Regions from separate parts of the Homo sapiens genome. Here region 2 is linked to region 1. A link is an interaction called in ENCODE POLR2A ChIA-PET data of the cell type or tissue named here. Cell type or tissue: OCI-LY7. All regions are shown on one strand. Each heading gives the region's core, and the rest is flanking DNA. Links, peaks and the distances in the headings are about the cores only. Region 1 overlaps ARHGAP24 (Rho GTPase activating protein 24). Region 2 overlaps ARHGAP24 (Rho GTPase activating protein 24).

Region 1 (2,921 bases), core at 164-2,663:
TTGCCACAGAAAAAAATAAAGATGCTATCACTAACATAATTTTGTTATTACAAATATGATTATTATATAATTACATATTTTTGTAATTATCAAATTTGTATACATTCAAATGTAATAAGATCCCACTAAACATACTAAAATATATTATGGTAATCATTAATTTAAAACTCCTAGAAAGATTCTAACAAAATAACTAGCCTATGTTAAGTCACTCTCTTCGAAAAGATGACTTATAGGAACATTTTAAGTTTATCAAAGACACTTTTTCCCAGGATAACATTGATCTTAGCTGAATCTGCACATGAAAAGCTCAGCAGTTAGGGAATAAGAAATCCACAAGTCCTGGATGAAGAAATGAGTAGCATAATGATCTGATGTACATGGGCCCAGTCTAGGGAAGCTGGTGAAGCAGCTAACACTAGAAGGGAGGCTATCACAGAGGAGATGGCTAAGTTTACATCTCTATCTGTATCTATTCCTCTATTATCAGCTATAAAAATGAGAAGTATTACCAGTAAGGAAAGGCAAGTTTTGGGTAACTTGAAAAAGATCTCAAAGAAATAAAGAAAAATAAGGATTATTGAGTGCCCTCTGTTCCTTTGACACTTGATCCTCCCGTTTCCTGCAAGTCACATGACAATGAGCAAGTTTGGTTTTACTAACTGAAAGATTGTAACTAACTTCTGTAAGACTGCAGGAAGAAGCTAGAAAGTGGCTGGGCTGGCATTCTCACCAGGTCTCCCCTTTCGCCGCCTGCTCCAGCAGAAGGAATGTGGTGGCAATAACCAATGGAGCCTGTGAGTGACATGTTTGCCTGGCCACAGTGAGGCTGTTGGCTTGTTGGTTGGGGGAGAAGGCAGTTGGAGAAGATGAAGTGGGGTGGAAATAAATGTGGGTTAAAAGAAGGAAAAATTGATAAAGGTCTTAGAACTCAGCAGCAGCTGAGTGAAATATGAAATAGAGGGTAGCAAGCTAGTCCCCACATTGCCATATTGTTCTAATTCTTACCTGTGCATAATATTATTTGTTCAAAGCCTCTAGTTGCCTATTTCAGACAGACGCTTCGTCACCAGGATCATTCCTTATGACTTCTCTAACCTAATGGAAGTGGAAGTCACTAGCAGTGGCCTCAAGGCAGTCGGTGAAAGTGACTGAATAGGTGAACATGCTTGCTCTATCTCCAACTCAAAAGACACCTGGCTAAGGTCCGTTGGGCTTCTGTTGACCATATTTACAGTAAAAAAAAAAAAAAAAAGAAAGAAAACAGAAACAAAAACAAAAACAAAACTTTCCTAAAGCTGTGTATTTAATTAAGTGGGTTTGAATGTCCCTCAAGATAAAGAGTTGAAGTATATGAAACATACATAGTCCAACTCAAACTCTAAATATGTTATTTCCTTGATTCAAATGTAAAAGCTCAGTTTTAGATACTGATAGATTTTCCAATGCACAAAGATGCATTTTTGTACCCCTATTCATTTATTTATAGTTTTAATAGATAGTAAATAAATCACACCTTTTTTGTTAAAGAAAAGAAAGTTTTTTAAAAAGCTGGAGTCAAAGTGGTCATTATACCCAAAATTGCTCCTCACTATTTCAAGCTAGACACAAAGTATCCTACTTATATATGAAGACCACACATTCAACTGGATAACATACAACTACTAATTGAAATGTGGGAATCAGATATGTATGGTAAAAATTTAAGAATGTAGAAGTTGGCACTTACAATGTTATTGGTAGTACACAAATTAAAGTTCCGAAGAGCTCAGGGAGGTCTAGAGATAGAAAAAGTACCCAGGTCATCCCATTTGTCAATTCTGGTGATGAATAAAACAAAGGAAGTCATAAAAACGCAGAATAAGGGATGTGATTTGGTTATGGTGAATAATCATTTCCAAAGCAAATGTTGTCCCATCTGAATCACATAGCCCATCCTATTGGCCATCAAATTCTTCTCAACCTTCTTTCCCTCTTCTGCACTCTAACAAAGAGACTACGGTGGAGTTTATAGAAGCTTCTACAACGTGGTTTTGTTGTATATAGATGTGTATGTATGTCTATGAATATGTCTCCCCCCTATCTAGTTTTAGAAACCGGTATTCCTAAGTTATGGCTTTATTTTCTTCACTATTGATGTTCTTGGAAGAGTAAAATTGCTAGTTCATTCTCATTAGTCACTGTTTTTTCATTTCTCTTTCAATTCTCTGAAGCTCTTCTGAATGTCAAAAACATGAGGGCTCCATTTTAGTATCCCTAGTTGTTGATTGCCTGTGTCTCGTGACGTTTATTGTGACAGGTATACCATGACTTAGTTTACATCGCTGGTGTTTAACTTCCACCTGTGTTCCATTCATTCAACAAATTTGACAGCAGTATTTATTGACTGCCTTTAATGTGTCAGACACTGTTTCAGTTGAGTGATATAATCAGAATCCTTACTCCAGTACAAAAAAAAAAGGACATGCTAATTACTCTCAGAGAACCTAGGATCAACTTACATGACTAGACACTAATAAAGAACCACACAAATGAATATAAAACTATATTTGTGGCAAGTGCCACAAAAGAGAAGAATGTGGTGCTATGAACACATAAACCCTTCTTCTCAGGGAGGTCAAAAACCACTTCTGTGAGAAAGGTAATGTTTCAGCCTTGTTTGCTTCTCAGTTATTTGATAAACTTGTGAATCACTTTATCACCTATAAATGATTTTCTTTTCAGATGACTATTGGAATAGTGAGTAATATATACTATTTTTACTGTCCTTACCACTTATCTTTGACTTTGTTTTAAAGTCTTTTCCAAAAAAGTTATACACTTTTTTATCACTCATTCAAACTCTAATTAATACATCTACCTAATTTTAATAAATGGCTGTTGGAGTGATTTAACTGGTAAACAAAAGGTATAGAGGCTTT
Region 2 (2,921 bases), core at 269-2,768, 130 kb after region 1:
ATATAATTTTAGTCTTAGAAATAGAAAATTATCTCCCTTCATTTTGATGAACACATTATATAATTAAAGTACACATAAGGGTTGTAATTACTATGTTTCCTAATATATTATAGTTCTTTCATCTCCTCAGTCTGCTTTTTGTGAAGAGGACTTTTTCAGGGTAGAAGAATGACTCAGTAATGAGAAAAAGGGGAAATTATGTTAAGTCTTTCTTCTTTTCATTCCTCCCCTATTCTGGATCCAGGGGTAGTACCACACACTTCCCCAAGCAGCATTTCTGATAACTTAGAATATCCTTATGAAGCCATCTCTAAAAAAATAATAGGTTTCTTTCCATTCGTTCTCTGAAATAGCCTCCTTTAAGTCTAGAGTGCCTGCAGCTGAACAAGCAGCTACCAGTGCAGTAGGACTTGTTGCTAGGGGGAGTTGCCCTTATCACTTCTCATCTAAACTCGGTGGGTTATGTGGAAAAAACGGCATGTGCTTAACTTCAGATTTTAAAGTCTTTTAACTTTGCAGTTGAGTGCCTTCAATTGAATTTCTTAATTAACTTTTAAGTTATGACTGTCTCTTATTCCCTCCTTACCTATATTGAAGGAGCCAATCAGTAAATACCTAAGTCCTGCCTGCCCGCCGTGAAGCAAGGAAAATGTACTTGCTAATGATTGAATTAATTCTCACACTTTAGTTAATATTGACCAATATTTCTTGGATTTTATTTCCAAAATGACTTTCTTTTTTTCTTGAAATACTGTTTTAAAAGTAGCTTTAAAATGTATCCTCCATGTAAGTATAACAAAACAGAGTGATTTATTCACAGCTACTTGTTTCAATAATGCAGATGTTCAGGGCTACAGTACTCAAATAGTGAGACTCAGGGAAGGGAGAGGAATTGGCTGAATTAATTTAAAAGAAAATCTGGCCGAGCACTGTGGATCACACCTGTAATCCCAGCACTTTGGGAGGCTGAGGCAGGTGGATCACGAGGTCAGGAGTTTGAGACCATCCTGGACAACATGGTGAAAGCCCATCTCTACTAAAAATGCAGAAATTAGCTGGGCATGGTGGCACATGCCTGTAATCCCAGCTACTCAGGAGGCTGAGGCAGGAGAATCCCTTGACCCAGGGAGTAGGAGGTTGCAGTGAGCTGAGATCGCGCCACAGCACTCTAGCCTGGTGACAGAGAGAGACTCCGTCTCAAAAAAAAAAAAAAAAAAAAAAATCTGTAGATGGGGATTGTTTAGAGAGCTGCTGGTAGACATAACCTTTCATTATTTTTAGAGTTTCAATTTGTAGCCGATTTGGTATTTTGAGACTTTCAGTTCATCTTCACTTACACCACTTTCATTAAAACTTCAGAAACAGAAATAGCCACAGGCAAACACTTTGAAGCATGCATCTTCCTTTTCTTATTTCTTACTAAGATATCTAAATTCAGACATTTGACCAGTAACATTGCAAAGATGATTCATATGTGTTACAAACTTAGAAAAGTCATTAGGAACATACTCAGATTTTGCTGTAAACATGTTTTGTTATAAAAGTGATGTGGGTGATTTTGCTTCTGCAGTTGAATGCAGTGAGTGGTTACTGTCAGAAACACAAAATACAGATTGTGACTGGTTAACAATCAGCCGATAAAAAAAGTAGCTTAGTTAACTGAAATTACATTAATTGGAGAATGAATCTAAGAAACCATAGAAGGAGCAGGACAACCCAATTTCCAGCATTATTCTGGTTTATCTTTTTCTCTGAGTGGTGAAAACAAAATACGTCGTAGGCTCAAATCTATTACAGTTTGTTTATTGTCAAGTCTTCATATGGTCCTCCATTATTTTGTTATTCTAGGCTTGCAAATTTTCAAAAACAATAAGGTATGTGAAAGTTTTATTTAAGTTAACAAATGTATAGCTTCTGCCTAACTTTTTTTTTTAATTATACTTTAAGTTTTAGGGTACATGTGCACATTGTGCAGGTTAGTTACATATGTATACATGTGCCATGCTGGTGTGCTGCACCCATTAACTGGTCATTTAGCATTAGGTATATCTCCTAATGCTATCCCTCCCCCCTTCCCCCACCCCACAACAGTCCCCAGAGTGTGATGTTCCCCTTCCTGTGTCCATGTGTTCTCATTGTTGAATTCCCACCTATGAGTGAGAGCATGCGGTGTTTGGTTTTTTGTCCTTGTGATAGTTTACTGAGAATGATGATTTCCAATTTCATCCATGTCCCTACAAAGGACATGAACTCATCATTTTTTATGGCTGCATAGAATTCCATGGTGTATATGTGCCACATTTTCTTAATCCAGTCTATCCTTATTGGACATTTGGGTTGGTTCCAAGTCTTTGCTATTGTGAATAGTGCAGCAGTAAACATACGTGTGCATGTGTCTTTATAGCAGCATGATTTGTAGTCCTTTGGGTATATACCCAGTAATGGGTTGGTTGGTCAAGTGGTATTTCTACTTCTAGATCCCTGAGGAATCGCCACACTGACTTCCACAAGGGTTGAACTAGTTTACAGTCCCACCAACAGTGTAAAAGTGTTCCTATTTCTCCACATCCTCTCCAGCACCTGTTGTTTCCTGACTTTCTAATGATTGCCATTCTAACTGGTGTGAGATGGTATTTCATTGTGGTTTTGATTTGCATTTCTCTGATGGCCAGTGATGGTGAGCATTTTTTCATGTGTTTTTTGGCTGCATAAATGTCTTCTTTTGAGAAGTGTCTGTTGATATCCTTCACCCACTTTTTGATGGGGTTGTTTGTTTTTTTATTGTAAATTTGTTTGAGTTCATTGTAGATTTTGGATATTATCCCTTTGTCAGATGAGTTCGTTGCGAAAATTTTCTCCCATTTTGTAGGTTGCCTTTTCACTCTGATGGTAGTTTCTTTTGCTGTGCAGAAGCTCTTTAG

Evidence for each region. Peaks named below come from ENCODE experiments on the same cell type or tissue, not always from the same donor. Only the 100,000 strongest peaks of a DNase experiment are listed, where the experiment ranks them.
Region 2: POLR2A ChIA-PET joins it to region 1 with 14 read pairs; 2 of 35 experiments call an interaction of 5 or more read pairs at or near these places.

The regions. Positions count from the first base shown.
Region 1 is chr4:85,533,690-85,536,610 of GRCh38, forward strand. All of the region lies in intron 1 of ARHGAP24 (Rho GTPase activating protein 24), which reads left to right. Among named protein-coding and RNA genes, the nearest start is that of ARHGAP24, 60 kb to the left of the region's middle. In OCI-LY7, for the core only: no CTCF peak of the experiment used is centred there; no DNase peak of the experiment used is centred there.
Region 2 is chr4:85,659,596-85,662,516 of GRCh38, forward strand. All of the region lies in intron 2 of ARHGAP24 (Rho GTPase activating protein 24), which reads left to right. Among named protein-coding and RNA genes, the nearest start is that of MIR4451, 61 kb to the right of the region's middle. In OCI-LY7, for the core only: no CTCF peak of the experiment used is centred there; DNase peaks (open chromatin) are centred at 416 and 1,336; H3K4me3 peaks cover 1,677 bases; H3K27ac peaks cover 1,853 bases.